5 separate regions of the Homo sapiens genome follow, and regions 2, 3, 4 and 5 are each linked to region 1. A link is a contact called in ENCODE Hi-C or POLR2A ChIA-PET data. All regions are on one chromosome and are shown on one strand. Each heading gives the region's core, a stretch centred on a gene start or an enhancer-like site at or near the end of the contact. The rest is flanking DNA. Distances are from core to core; before and after follow the strand shown. Region 1 holds the start of LINC01237 (long intergenic non-protein coding RNA 1237). Region 2 holds the start of HDLBP-AS1 (HDLBP antisense RNA 1). Region 3 holds the start of PASK (PAS domain containing serine/threonine kinase). Region 4 overlaps PASK (PAS domain containing serine/threonine kinase). Region 5 holds the start of HDLBP (high density lipoprotein binding protein).

What was found. A loop is a pair of places that touch in the nucleus more often than their neighbours do. ChIA-PET counts read pairs that join two places held with the same protein, here RNA polymerase II (POLR2A). Pooled maps may share reads with other maps.
Region 2: a pooled map shows a loop between it and region 1 (15-fold over the local background). The contact joins the promoter of HDLBP-AS1 here to the promoter of LINC01237 in region 1. A Hi-C loop is called at or near these places in 6 of 37 single-sample maps with no recorded cell type and 10 of 50 pooled maps.
Region 3: a map of OCI-LY7 shows a loop between it and region 1 (3-fold over the local background). The contact joins the promoter of PASK here to the promoter of LINC01237 in region 1. A Hi-C loop is called at or near these places in 2 of 168 maps with a recorded cell type or tissue (OCI-LY7 and naive thymus-derived CD4-positive, alpha-beta T cell), 6 of 37 single-sample maps with no recorded cell type and 12 of 50 pooled maps. POLR2A ChIA-PET finds 5 or more read pairs at or near these places in 1 of 52 experiments (activated naive CD4-positive, alpha-beta T cell).
Region 4: a loop to region 1 is called in a pooled map, with 8 times the contacts of the local background. The contact joins the enhancer-like site here to the promoter of LINC01237 in region 1. A Hi-C loop is called at or near these places in 2 of 37 single-sample maps with no recorded cell type and 6 of 50 pooled maps.
Region 5: a loop to region 1 is called in a map of CD4-positive, alpha-beta T cell, with 5 times the contacts of the local background. The contact joins the promoter of HDLBP here to the promoter of LINC01237 in region 1. A Hi-C loop is called at or near these places in 4 of 168 maps with a recorded cell type or tissue (CD4-positive, alpha-beta T cell, CD4-positive, alpha-beta memory T cell and naive thymus-derived CD4-positive, alpha-beta T cell), 18 of 37 single-sample maps with no recorded cell type and 17 of 50 pooled maps. POLR2A ChIA-PET finds 5 or more read pairs at or near these places in 3 of 52 experiments (A549, activated CD4-positive, alpha-beta memory T cell and activated T-cell).

What each region holds. Positions count from the first base shown.
Region 1 is chr2:241,880,093-241,882,792 of GRCh38, reverse strand. It overlaps LINC01237 (long intergenic non-protein coding RNA 1237), which reads right to left and starts at 1,430. Exons shown (of 4, transcript NR_110220.1): 1 at 1,315-1,430; 2 at 158-233. It overlaps LOC105373978 (a long non-coding RNA gene), which reads left to right and starts at 1,466. Exons shown (of 3, transcript XR_924077.3): 1 at 1,466-1,678; 2 at 1,776-1,924. RefSeq lists an enhancer at 1,410-2,000.
Region 2 is chr2:241,270,765-241,273,464 of GRCh38, reverse strand. It overlaps HDLBP-AS1 (HDLBP antisense RNA 1), which reads right to left and starts at 1,301. Exons shown (of 2, transcript NR_168372.1): 1 at 1-1,301. All of the region lies in intron 1 of HDLBP (high density lipoprotein binding protein), which reads left to right. RefSeq lists silencers at 408-687, 958-1,267 and an enhancer at 1,408-1,487.
Region 3 is chr2:241,148,047-241,150,793 of GRCh38, reverse strand. PASK (PAS domain containing serine/threonine kinase) reads left to right here and starts at 1,322. Exons shown (of 18, transcript NM_015148.4): 1 at 1,322-1,380. It overlaps PPP1R7 (protein phosphatase 1 regulatory subunit 7), which reads right to left and starts at 327. Exons shown (of 10, transcript NM_002712.3): 1 at 247-327. The coding sequence starts at 298. RefSeq lists silencers at 1-245, 1,376-1,735, 1,796-1,855, 1,906-1,955 and enhancers at 536-695, 2,209-2,368.
Region 4 is chr2:241,126,566-241,129,085 of GRCh38, reverse strand. PASK (PAS domain containing serine/threonine kinase) reads left to right here. Exons shown (of 18, transcript NM_015148.4): 10 at 1,635-2,520. Among named protein-coding and RNA genes, the nearest start is that of PASK, 22 kb to the left of the region's middle. RefSeq lists a silencer at 915-964 and enhancers at 1,105-1,414, 1,628-1,797, 2,261-2,430. Within about 2 kb of position 1,270, at least 7 of the 41 ENCODE cell types and tissues checked have a DNase peak (open chromatin) inside an H3K27ac peak, as active enhancers do.
Region 5 is chr2:241,314,247-241,316,946 of GRCh38, reverse strand. HDLBP (high density lipoprotein binding protein) reads left to right here and starts at 1,275. Exons shown (of 28, transcript NM_005336.6): 1 at 1,275-1,377. It overlaps SEPTIN2 (septin 2), which reads right to left and starts at 1,022. Exons shown (of 13, transcript NM_004404.5): 1 at 965-1,022. RefSeq lists enhancers at 1-549, 500-559, 550-1,274, 1,200-1,299, 1,320-1,369 and 1 more and silencers at 750-1,099, 1,640-2,019.

The DNA of each region.
Region 1 (2,700 bases), core at 181-2,680:
CAAAGAAAATTAGCACTTATTTCAAATATCCATCAAAATATTACACAAAAATTGTAGCATAGTCTTAGAGGAAGATTTGTGACTTTAAATACTGACGACATTTCAACAAAGAAGGTACACAGTGATCAATACACTCATGAAAGGGTGTTCAACTCACCCGTCACAAGGAAATGCAAACTAACGCCTCACTGAGATCTGCCAAACTTCTGGTGCCGACTGTGACCTGGCCGCGCCTGCGGGGGGCAGAGGAGAGAAGGAGACTGGGGGTGAGGTCCACGTGTCCCAGGCAGGGGGACAGAGGCCAGAAGAAAGTGGCTGCGGGTGAGATCCACATGTCCCAGCCAGGGACGGAGAGGAGGGAGAACCGGACAGCAGCATCTGCTTCCAGCCACGTCACGTGTTTGGAGAGGCGGTGTCACCTCAGTGTGAGGAATGGCCACTCAGGACACGTCTGGACTTCCTCCCAGCCACCTCTCACCAGGGATCAGAATCCCGGCCCCGGGGACCCTCGACCCATAAACATCTTGGGCCTACAGCACCACCAAGCACGCCACAGCCTTGGCCTGGGGCTGCTTCAGAGACACCGCACGGAGGGCTTCTCACTTCCCCAGCCAGGAGCCACCCACGCTGCACCCGGGGAGGCCCCAGTTGCATCTGTCCCACCTTTCAGACCGAGCCAGCCAGAGGCGCCCAGAAAGACTATGCCAGGCCTCAGCTGTGTTGAAACCCAGGTTGGGGACAGTGGCAGGACCTGTGCCAGCGTCTGCCCTTGCTCCTGGCTGGATTCAGTTACTTGGCTGGGCCCCAGTGAAGGCGCAGAGGGCACCACCACCTGCACAGGAAGGGAAGGAAGCCCACAGCAGAGCCAGCACACGTGTGGCCACGCCCCGGCCCAGCCCCCCCTCACACGTGGCCACACCCCCTGCCCAGCCCCCTTACATGTGGCCACACCTCCGATCAGCCCCCTTCCACACGTGGTCACGCCCCCTGTTCAGCCTCCTCGCACATGACCACGCCCCCGTCCAGCCCCCGCACACAGGGCCACTCCTCTAGCCCAGCCCCTCACACGCGTGACCACGCCCCTTAGTCTCCTCGCTCGTGGCCACGCCCCCTGCACGGCCCCCTCGCGCGTGGCCACACCCCTGTCCAGCCACACACACACACACACACACACACACACACACACACACACACACACGCTGGGCCACGCCCCTACCCAGCCCCCTCACACGTATGGGCACGCCCCTGCTCAGCGCCCTCACACGCATGGCCACCCCCCGTCCAGCCCCTTAACGCGTGCTGCCCCGTGCCCACCTACAGCGGCCTCCTCCGCACCAGGGCTGACCCAGTGTGGGGTCCAGGTGGGCTCTGGTAGGCCCCCGGGCAGAGCTGTGCCCCGCGTCACTGAGGATGCACAGAGAAAAAGGAAGGGGCGGAGGAAGCGGAAACCCGAGCAGCGCTGCCTGGGCGTGGCAAGCCCGCTAGTTTTCCCGCCCGCTCATCTGCTTTCCCTCCCTCCATAATAAGTGTGGCACCTGGAGTGTGTGACTTTCATGATTTTCTTTTAGGAGAAACATAACGCAGTCCTCTGTCCCGCCCCTCCTGCAGGGAATGGTCATGGGGGCGTAGTTAACCCCATGCGTGCGGAGGTACACCTTGGAGCCCAGCGCCGACACAGGTCAGGAGAGTGTTAGCCACTGCTGAATGACTCCTGTTGTGTGCAAAATTGTTTTGACTTTTAAAGACTACACACAACCCATTCTGCCATTATTTAGGGTGAATTATACTGCTGGGTCACAAGAAGAAGACGTGGCTCCTCTTGATGCTGAGGGAGGCCTGGAAGTCATTGCTGGGAGCTTGGGAAGAGGGCTCCCCGAGGCAGAGCCTCCCAGGGGACAGAGGCGGCCCAGCGATGACCTGGGAGGTGAGCACAGGTGTGCGGGGCCCCTCGGGGCCCACCATAAGGCCCCACAGCAGGCCCTAACCTCCCCCATGTGTCCTAAGGCAGTTCCATTTGCATTGGCAATGGTCATTTCACTACTTCTGACCTGGAAGCGAGGTATATGTTTGGAGGTGACACGAGGCTCCCAAAGGGGTGCTATAGGGCGCCTTTTCTTATTTTATAAAACTTACATCGAAATGAGCCGCACCCTGAGGGGCAGCCCACCTGCTCACCCCTGGAGGGACTCTCCCAGGGCTGAGGGTCTTCCCCAGATGCTTCACCCGGGCTCCTCCAAGTGTGGGGTGGCCTTCAGTCTGCTGCGAAGAGGATGTGGGGTGTCTGGCAGCCACTCTGCTCTGGATTTGCGGGAACCTCTGCTGCCTCCCTGGTGCCCCTTGATTGGCGCTGGGTCTAGGAACCCCCTCTGGGTTGGAACTGGACTTGAAAAGGTCATTTTCTGCCTGCACCCACCAAGGCCACCTGGGGCTGTGGAGCCAGGAAACCCCTGTCACTCTCCTCAGATGCTGGCCCGAGGGCACCCTCAGTCTCCCTGAGTCCAAATCACCTTTTCTTCCCAAATGACCCAGCAGCCTAGGCCAGCCCCAGCTGGAAAGACTGCTCCCCTCTCTCCTCCGCTCTGCTCCCCTGCCCTCTCTTCCCCTCCCCTCCCTTCCTTTCTTCTGCTGGCGGAAGTCCTGTGCCAATCCCACATCCACATCCGTCACTGCACTCCTGGATCACACCTGGACAGACACAGA
Region 2 (2,700 bases), core at 52-2,551, 610 kb after region 1:
CACCGTGGGCTCAGAGGCCACACACCGGTTCTTTTGCGTGTATACATCTATGTAGAGATGGAGCCATAAGTAATACACGCTTTAAAGGAAGGGGATTTTACATTTTGGGGGGGAGATTAAGTTGATTGCCAAGGAATCGGGTGGGGATAGTTTATAAAAGTGAGGGACATAAGGAATAGGCACGCAGGAATGAGGGAATGAAAGCCCTGGAGCCGCCTGGGAGCCTCACTGCGCTGTAGGACCTCGTGCCAGTGTGGCCATCCGTTTACGATGTGGTGGGCATCCTTTGAGGTTTTTCTTCTGATTTTGGGGAGGTGGGCGGTACTGGTGACATCTGCTTCCAGAGCAGCCGTCCTTCCTGCTCCCTTTCTGGTCTTCGGTTGTTTCCACTCGGGTTCTTGCGGGGCGCGCTCCCTCTGCTTTCTGGAGGTGATTAATTTCCCAACTCCTCGGCACCGCCTTCCCCACCCGAAAAAAGGATGCAGAACCACGCCTGCAGTTGGGTGGGCCTCCCGGGTGCTGGGCGGCCCGGGGCGGCGGGGACCCCAGCGGCGGGGCGGGCGGGCGCTGACGTGTCCAGGCGGGATTGGGCCGCCGCCCTATATAGCAGCCGGGGCCCGGGCGCCGCGCCTCGGAGCGTCCCGGCTTCTCCCGCGCGGGGGGCGAGTAAGCCAGCGGCAGGACCAGCGGGCGGGGGCCCACGAGTGAGCGCGCAACACGGGGCTGGGAGGCCTGGGCGGGCGGGCGGACGGGGCGGGCGGGCTGCCGGGCGGGGGGGTGGGGGGTGGCTGCTGACGTGGAGGCCGCGGAGGGGGAGGGGCCCGGGTGCCGCGGCCCCCACCCGGGCCCCAGGCTGCGGCCCCCGCCCGCGGGTGTCCTGCTTACCGCGCGTGGCGGTTCCGGGCCAGACCTGGGGCCGGCTCCGAGTCTCTTCTGCGCGTGGCCGTGGCGCGGAGGGGCGCGCACAAACTTTCTCAAGTCCGGTGGCGCCGCTGGGCCGCTCTTGGCTGCAAGCTGGGCTCCCCCGCCTCCTCCCGGGGCTTCGGTGGGGCACCCCTGGTGCCGTGGCCGCACGGCGCGGAGGGGCGGCCGACCTGAGCCCAGGTCGCTGACGTTGGCGGGGCCGGCCCTCCCCTCCCCCGCTCCGGCGGGGGCGCCGTGTGCGGCCAGGGTGGGGGTCCCTGGGAGGCCAGCGGGGTCCTTCCCCCCAGGTGGCGGCGGGGCGGGGGTCTGGGCGCAGACCGGGCGGCGGGGCCCCCGCAGCACCTCCACCTGCCGCGCGGGGCCCGCGTCAGTCTACGTGTTCGGGGGTGGGGAAAGCTGCTCTTCTTGGGCCTGGAGTGCAACTTGGACGTGCCCCAGGGTCGTGGATGAAAAATACATTACGGAAAAGTACCGAATTTGGATGAAAGGCGGGGAGGCCGAGGGGTTGCTGTCCCTTTAAGCCTGTCCCCGCCCGCGGGCCCTCGTGGCCTGTGGGAGGGCCGTGCTGAGGTGGCATCTGCGAAAGTTCCTCCATGCAGGATGGGTGCCGACTTCCAGAACTTGGTGAGAAGTGCGGAGCGGAGCCTGCCTTCTGCTCGCCAGTCGCCTGTGGTCTCTCCTAGATTTCGATCTTGTGATCTCTGAGTGGATCAGGATTTTATTTTCCCATTCTGAACTTTGGTTTGTGGTCTTGAGTAATTTTAGTTTTGGAAGAGGAGAAGTCTGGGTTTCAGCCGGAGGCTTTTTTGGTGCCCTCCATACCCGGTCCTGTCTGGTGCTTTAAAGCACTTGCGGGTCTCATTAACTGAGGCTGAAATGAAATTCTTCCTGGAGTATTACTGATAATTCTCTTCGAAGACTGTTGCCCCTTGAATATGTAGTTGGCAAAACTTATCACAAGGGAATCAACTTAATTACTTCCTCGTTTAAAAGCAAAAAAGTAGAACCCCTCATGTGAAGCCTTTTTTGTTGCTGTCAGAAACCTGTTAGACTTGTGCTAAACTTGTAAGCACCAGGTTTCCCACGCAACACACAGCTCTGTCAGGACTCCACGTTTTGCTCTACACGTATTAGGGCGGAAAGGGGTCTTGGTTCCTGCCCTCCTTCCTTTAGTTCTAGTTCTGTTTGCTGAAAGTTAAATTCTGAGATGTGACCTTTTTTGCTTTGGATGTTTGCACTCTGGGAAACAAAATTAAAAGTCCAGGTTCAGTATAGTTTGAGGTTTACATTAGGTGGACCTGGACACTGATTGATCCGAGCTTCCTATGGGAAAAGTAGTTGGGAGAGCCAGAATCACGAAGGGACTGGGGCCATATGGGAGGGACTGAAGGAGACAGGAGATAGGGCTCACCTACCAGAAGGAGCCTTGGAGGAGAGCGGACTTGTTCTCCATGGCCAGAAAGGGGAAAGAAGTTGTAGATTTTGTCATAACTTGAGGTGGAGCGTTTACAGCCATGCAGGGGTGGACCCGGGCCCTGAGAAGGCCATGAATTTCCTGTCCCTGGTGGTATTAAGAAATGGGATTAGATTAATATCTGAGGTTCCTTTCAATCCTGATTTGGACAGTACTGTTAGATCCAGTGAGAATCTGAGATACCCGATGTTAGCCTCTGTTCTTGGGTATCTAGGCCTGCCCAAGGTATCCTGGGAACTTCAGATAGCAAGTGGAGTTGCCTGGCGCTGTCCTGGGGTTGCTGAAAGATCCACATGGAACAG
Region 3 (2,747 bases), core at 73-2,572, 730 kb after region 1:
CTGGCCTCGCGCCGCCGCTCTCCCCCTAGCTCTGGGTCCTTCCCGGCCGCTGCCGCCCCCGGGCCGGGGCTCCCCCGAGGTCCAGCGCCTCCCCCGCTCCCCCGGGTCCGGCTGTCAGCTGTCAGGGGGCCGCGCGGCGGCGGCCAGAGGCAGGACGTGGAGTTTCTCTCAGGCACGGAGCAGTTCCAGCCCGCAGCTCCCCCCGCCCGCTGGGCCCTTGGGCCGCCGCCCGCAGGGGCCGCTCACCCTCCATCATCTCCTGCGACTGTTGCTGCCCCGCGCCGCGTTCCGCCGCCATGTTGGCTGCTCTTCCCCTTTCCGGAATCTGTCGCCTCAGACCCCTCAGCCAATCAGGGCTCCCGCCTCAGAGCCGGCCCTGCCAATGGGATTCCGGCGCGGCGACTTCAGCCGCGCCGCGCCTGCGTGGGCCCAGCGCCTCATGGGAGTTGTAGTTCCGTCATGAGGCCGCGCGCCGCGCCTCCCCCAGAGCAGGTAATTTCAGGCGGCGGAGCCGGAACAGTCTGGAGGCGAGAAGCTGGGAAGGAAAGCAGAGGGAGTCGAAGCGGGACGCACAGAGCCGTAGCTGCAGGCAGACGGAGTGGACGTCTAGGCAGAGTGGAGAGACGCCCTGGGCTTGAGAGTTGACTTATGTCACTGTCTCGACCTCGGAGGCGTGGAGGGGCCGCGGGCCAGGCGGATCTTTCCGTGGCTGCAAGGTGCGGGCCAGTCCTACGTGCATCCCTGACCTCTGCGAGCCTCGCTGGCTGCGTCTGTACAATGGGCCGAACGGCAAGAGCAACAACATTCTCCCGGCGTCCCCGCGCGGATTTTACCCATGCGAAATGCCGCCTTCTCTTGACGCTCGGAGCAGGCGGGCAGGTGCGGGGCACTTGCGCTGGTGGGGCCGCTAGCCAGCTGGCTGGCTCCGGGGCGCCAGCTGGGCTCCCCTTGCAAGTCGTTCCCAGCCCAGTGCGGACGCTGCAGCCTTCGTCTACCCTGCGGAGCCACCCGGCCCATGAACGAGCCGCCCCGCGTCCTCCGCCTTCAGAAAGAGGCCTCCAAGAGGCGAGCTCTGCGCTACTCACCCATTTTGATCGCGAGTCGGGAGGAAACCGCATCTGCCCGGCCCGGGGGCGGAGGCGCCCATTATTCCTTTGGCTCCTCCGAAGCGCCGTAGGGGTGTTTGGTGCGTCCCTAGCAACCCTTAGCGCGGGCTTCTAGACTCTGGCTAGCTTAGTCCCGCCCATACGCGCAAGTGGCTGGTCCGTGGAGCTTGTCAATCGGTGCTAGTCGCTGTGCGATTGGTCGGTGGGATAAAAGCGCGGAAGGGCTCCTTTCCGTGGTGTGTAGCCGGCTTGGCGTGACCCTCGCCTGATCCAGGTGAGATACCTGCGCTCGGGAGAGCGGGCCGGGCTCCGCCATCTCCCCAGGGCGGCTGTGGGGCCTGCGCGGCTCCGCGCCCCTGGCCCAGGAGGATCCGCCGCCCGACTCTTAGACCAGCCCGACCCCGGGTCTCCCGCCCCTGCGCCCGTCGCCCTTCGCGCACCGCCGAGCCCGCGTCCTCTCCGTGCCCAAATCGCGGCGGGGTTGCGGCCGTTGGCCCTGGGCCCCGCGCCCCCAGCGTCTTCGGGGTGCCCTTCAGTGTAGCCTGCCCGGTGGGCGCCGAGGCCCCGCGCCTCGGGTCGCCTCGGGACCCTGCGCTCTCTTCACCGCAGCCGGCCCTGCGGGGCGAGCTCCAGGAGAACCAGCCCGGATCCCGCCAGCCTCCTGCACTGGGCGTGTGGGTCCCTGCGGGCTCAGCCGGCGCCGCGGGGTCGGGGGCGCGCGCCGCCGGCGCTCGTGGTTACAGCAAAGACCTGGACTTGAGCCTTAATTTTTTCACTAATTTTTCTTTCCCAGAGTACGGCAGGGGCCTGCGCTGCCGTCTTGAGGCCTTTCTCGTCCTTACCTTCCGCATCTCAGTACCATTCGATGTCCATTTTTCTCTTAGGGGTTCCCTCTCTTCATCTTTCTGCTGCTACCTTAATTTAAGACTTTATAATTTCTTGCCTGGATTACTGTAGCCTTTCTCCTGCTTTCCAGCCTTGCACCGACATGGTCCCTGGAGTAATCTTTGTAAAATGCATATCTGGCCATGTTACTCCTAAGCATTGAATCCTTAAAAGTTCATTTTGGGGATAAAATTAAGACTTTGGGCAGGCATAGGAGGCTCTGGGCTCATGCTTGGCCCTTCCAGGCCCACGTCCACCTACTCTTCTGGGTACTGAACTCCTCTCTGGGAGGCTTTGCCTCTGAAAGACTTCTTCACTCTGCTTGGTAGGGCCCGGCTCTGCAGGTGCCTCCTCCAGGACTGACATCCTTGCTGTGTTCTACTGCACTGTTCACCTTGTTGGCCTCATCCTGAAACTGGTTCTCCTTTTTGTTGTACAGCTGTGCTGACAGCAATGGGAGCTGTTTGCTTCTTAGCTTATGTTCTGGTGGGAGGGGGACAGTTGCTTCTAGAAGTTCGCCGAGATGCTCCCTGCAAAGTTGTCCTTGCTTCTGTTTGGTCTGAGGTGGGGTCACTTGTGTCTTCTGGAATCAAAACTAGCAATGGGAATATGGTTACTCGGTGGCACCATTAGGTGCTGTCTGCTGGGTTTGGGTTCCCGTGTCTGCAGCTCACAGTGGATACAAAGGACAATTTTAAAAATTTGGGCCTGGACGTGCAGGTATTTCTGGTTAACGTCTGAGTCAAAATTTAGTGA
Region 4 (2,520 bases), core at 21-2,520, 750 kb after region 1:
ATGGATGGAGAGCGGGAGAGGGAGGTACAGGGGAGAGAGAGATGGGAGACATGGAGGGAGAGAGGCGGGAGACATGGAGGGAGAGAGGCAGGCAGACGCAGACCCTCAGCCTCCCCCTCAGTTCCCCTCAGAAAACTGCTTTTCCTCAGAACTTGGCTCACAATCCCTTTCTCTGTGGAACCCACCCTTGGGTTGTATCCTTCCTCTTCCGTCTTTTTTTTTTTGAGATGGTCTTGGCCATTGCCCAGGCTGGAGTGCAGTGGTGCGATCACAGCTCACTGCAGCCTAGACTCCTGTGCTCAAGCGAGGTTCCCGCTTCAGCCTCCCAAGTAGCTGAGACTACAGGTGTGTGTCACCACGCTGGCTAATTTTTAAATGTTTTGTAGAGACGAGGTCTCACTATGTTGCCCAGGCTGGTCTCGAACTCCTGGGCTCAGCCTCCCACAGTGCTGGGATTACAGGTGTGGGCCACTGTGCCCGATCCTGTCCTCTTTCTGAGCCTCTGGTATACCTTTATTAGGTTGCTGATGTTAACCTGTGTGTCTGTCCCCGAGTGAGGTGGTGCGGTCACATTCTGTGCATCTGGTGCCCAGTGTCAGTCTGTCATGTGGAGGCCAGTGGCTGGGCTGACAGGAGGCCTGGGTCCCTTGGCTCTGTGATCATCCTGTCTGGACTGTGGCAGCCTCCTCATGGGTCACCATGTGCTGAATGCTGGAGGACATTGTGTGCCACCTCTTAGGAGCCGCCCTCACCAGCCTCCTCTCTCTTTTTCGGCCCGTGTCCCCTTCTTTTTTTGTTTGTGTTTGAGACGGAGTCTCACTCTGTCACCCATCTCACCAGTGAGCTGGTACAATCTCAGCTCACTGCAACCTCTGCCTCCCAGGCTCAAACCATTCTCCTGCCTCAGCCTCCAAGTAGCTGGGATTATAGGTGCCTGCCACCTCACCGGGCTAATTTTTGTATTTTTAGTAGAGACAGGACTTTGCCATGTTGGCCAGTCTGGTCTCGAACCTCCTGACCTCAAGTGATCTGCCCACCTCGGCCTCCCAAAGTGCTGGGATTACAGGCGTGAGCCACCACGCCCGGCCCCCTGGCCCCTGGCCCCTTCTGTGTGGGCCCCATCTGAGAGCCATTTCCCAAATCTGAGAGCCATTTCCCTAGTCGGCTGTGAAATCGGATGGTGTTTGTAGTCAATCAGTTGTTTTTTTACTGTTGTGGAGTTTACCAGGGACTCTCCAATCTCTCTCTCGTTTCCTCTCACACCTCCTCAAGGCAGCAGCACGGACTTCCCCTTGCAGGTGGGGCCGAGGCTAGGCTGCACGGCTGACGGGGGGTTTGGGGGCCCTGAGATGAAGCGAGAGCGCTGACCAAAGCATTGGCAAGTTCTCCTGTACTTTACTGTTGGGCTTTTGGTAGCATTCTCTGCAAAATCATTTCTAAATGTGGACTTAATTTGGAGAAATTTGAGACTAAGTGCTTTATTTTTTAACTTGGTCACAAAATTTGGTCTTTTTCTTGTTATAAATTGGTGGCATTAAATGCTTTGTACTTAGTTCTAATGGAGAATCGGTGCAATCTCTCCTTTTGACTCATCTGTGGCCCTACATGATGGTCACCCATGTCATTATCCCCAGGGTGGACAATGTCCCAGAAGGAAGCCTGCCAGTGCACGGTGAACAGGCGCTGCCCAAGGACCAGCAAATCACTGCCTTGGGGAGAGAGGAACCTGTGGCAATAGAGAGCCCCGGACAGGATCTTCTGGGAGAAAGCAGGTCTGAACCAGTGGATGTGAAGCCATTTGCTTCCTGCGAAGATTCTGAAGCTCCAGTCCCAGCTGAGGATGGGGGCAGTGATGCTGGCATGTGTGGCCTGTGTCAGAAGGCCCAGCTAGAGCGGATGGGAGTCAGTGGTCCCAGCGGTTCAGACCTTTGGGCTGGGGCTGCCGTGGCCAAGCCCCAGGCCAAGGGTCAGCTGGCGGGGGGCAGCCTCCTGATGCACTGCCCTTGCTATGGGAGTGAATGGGGCTTGTGGTGGCGAAGCCAGGACTTGGCCCCCAGCCCCTCTGGGATGGCAGGCCTCTCGTTTGGGACACCTACTCTAGATGAGCCGTGGCTGGGAGTGGAAAACGACCGAGAAGAGCTGCAGACCTGCTTGATTAAGGAGCAGCTGTCCCAGTTGAGCCTTGCAGGAGCCCTGGATGTCCCCCACGCCGAACTCGTTCCGACAGAGTGCCAGGCTGTCACCGCTCCTGTGTCGTCCTGCGATCTGGGAGGCAGAGACCTGTGCGGTGGCTGCACGGGCAGCTCCTCAGCCTGCTATGCCTTGGCCACGGACCTCCCTGGGGGCCTGGAAGCAGTGGAGGCCCAGGAGGTTGATGTGAATTCGTTTTCCTGGAACCTCAAGGAACTCTTTTTCAGTGACCAGACAGACCAAACGTCATCAAATTGTTCCTGTGCTACGTCTGAACTCAGAGAGACACCCTCTTCCTTGGCAGTGGGCTCCGATCCAGATGTAGGCAGT
Region 5 (2,700 bases), core at 26-2,525, 570 kb after region 1:
TCTGGAACATCAGGTAAACACCTAAGCCTGTCTGGAGGAAATCTAATTTGGGCGGAATCCCACAAGCACAGACTAGGTAAGGAGAAGGCAGTTAAGGTGGGAAGTAGCCAGATTTAAGAGTTTGGGCAATGGCCAAAGGTGCAGAAGTTTGAACTACAAGAAGTTCAGTGTAGTTGGTTCGTGTGTTTCCGTGGAGAGAGGACAAGGTCTGGTGGCACTGACAAGAATTAGACCGAAAAGGTAAAAAAGCAAGCCAGGTTTGTCTGGGCCAGTAGGCCAGGTCACAGTTGGGACTCCACTGAGACCACGGAAGCCACAGGTTTGCTCCTCATCCCCGGGCCAACTCGGCGGCCTCCAACCCTATACCCTACCCCCTGCTGCCTGTCCGTGCCTCGCTGGTGCAGACCTTCGTCGCCTCTCCTCGCCGAAGGTACCCGCAGACAGGGCCTAGTCGCTCTCCCCTCGCTTATCCACGGCATCCAGCCGATGGGCTTGGAGGTTTGGGGGCTGGCCAGTCCTCCACGCCTCAGGGAGGAAATGGCACCGTTAGAAAGACAAGATGGCCACACAAGCTCTAAGTGTTTGTCGGGCCTAAACCTGTATCCTCCCTCCAAGCACCAAACCTCCCGACCTCGACCGCACTCGACGCCCCGAGGCCCAGCACCGACGACAGTGCAGAGGAATTCCCGCAGGGTCAACAAGGGGTCACCGGAATCCCCACTCCCGCGCCCGGGCCTGCCCGTGTCGGAGCCACTGTCGCCGGCACTAGGACCGCCCGGGACGGGGGAGCCCACGATAAGTGCCGAAGAGCCTGGGCTCGGCCGCCCCTCCCCCACACCGCCCCGCCGGCACCCCAGAGCCAGCCGACCACCGCCCGAGAGTATGGGACGAGCGGCGCGTCCCCCGCAGCTCCTCGGGAGGGCCGGCCCACAACTTGTGCGGGGTACACCGGCGAGACACTCACCCGCCAAACAGCCCGAGAACAGGCGCCGACCGACCGCGCCGCGGACCCGCCCAGCGCTCGCGGTCCGCTCACAGCCCGCCCCAGCCCGCCCCGCCCCGCCCAGCGCGCAGGCGGATTGCGTCACCGCGTCACCCCGCCCCTTTGCCAACTGCTTCCTGGCTCAGTGCGACCTGGCCTTCTTCCCCTCCCCCATGCGGCCGGCTTCCGAGTGCGCAAGCCCAGAGTCGTCCGCGTTGTCCGCCTCTGCGCAAGCGCCGTGCTCCTCCCACGGCAGTTGGCCATATAGAGGCTGGGGGTGGGGGGGGAGGTCAAGCGTAGCCTCTTCTCCTTTACCAAGATGGCGGCTTGTCCCTGTTTCGCCACAGTTCCTACCTTATGAGCTCGGTTTTCTTATGCTTATAAGAGTGGAACAGGTAATGAGAATCTTCGCCTTGCGGTGGGTAACTGGAGTGGGGGGAAGGCCGTTTGTTAGAAGGAGACAAGTGCCCACTGAGGAGGAGAGAGGCGGTCGCGGGAGGGCAGGTGGTGGCGGGAGTGCGGAGCGATCACGGGGAGGGGGAGCCTTCGCCTCTCCTCCTGTCCTCCAAGAAGATGGCGGCAGCACCGAGCTGGGGCGCCGAGTACGACTGGGCGGGGGACGGCGAGCGGCCGCGCGAAACTCGTCTAGCCCACCACCGCCGCCGTCTCGATGATCGGGGGGCCTCTCTGGGATTGGCTGCGCGCACGTCACGTGGGGCCGACGGGCCCTGCGCAGACCATCGAGTCGGGCGTCCCTCCCCGGGGACGTGGCCTTCCTGTGCCCGGGCTGGGGCCCGCCGCCCCGCGGGGGAGGGCGGAGCTGGCGCGGCCCCTAGCTTTCTCCTTCTGGTGTGGGGCCCGAGGTGAGACCTGGGGAGTGCTCCGCGAGCCCACGAGCAGCGACGTGGCTCGGGGACGGGAGGGTGCCGTGCCTGGCTGCGGCCTGAGCGGGATGGGCGCGGGCGGCTCCGGCCCGCGGGTTGTGCCCCGGCCCGGGGTGTCCTTTCCTCCCTCCCGCGTGGCCTGGAGGCACTGCAACTGTTCGAGACTCACGTCAAGGCTTGGCGCAAATACCCCTCGTTCAGGAAGCCTTCCTAGGTTTCCCCCGCTTAGAGGAAACACTTCCTGAGTTCCTAATGGCTGACCCGCATGGTGTTGGGAACCTGAGCCTTTCTGACACCGTGGCATGTTGCTAGGGTATTTTTGTGCGTAGCTCCTTTGAAAAGTGGTTAGGTGCTCAAGGCTAGCTGCTACATATCCTCTCCATTCGACTTAAAAAATGAGAGGGTCAGACTTGACATGGTGTTTGGACGCCATGTAAAATCGAAGGAAGTCGACTTGGGCTTTGCTTATTAAACAGTGCCTATTATGGTGAAATTAAACGGCTGAAGGAATGTGGATGAGTCGTAATCTTAAGGAACATGACGATTTGCCCCTCAGTTTTGCGTTTTATGTCCTCAGATTCATAGCTACCTATACCCTAAGCCCTCAATCAATGACTTCACATTTATTTGGTGTCTGCTTAAGGATAGTCACTTTCTTAGCAGCTAACTTCCTTAAAACCCTATTAAGATAGGTTAAGTCACAATTAGGGTTTTGTCTAAGGCTCCTGGTAGCGGCACATTGCATAATAAGCTTAATGTTCATTTAGGGAAGCAAATCTGGGATGCTGAAACACTGGATGAAACGTAGTGCTTAGGTTTATATTTTGATTTTTT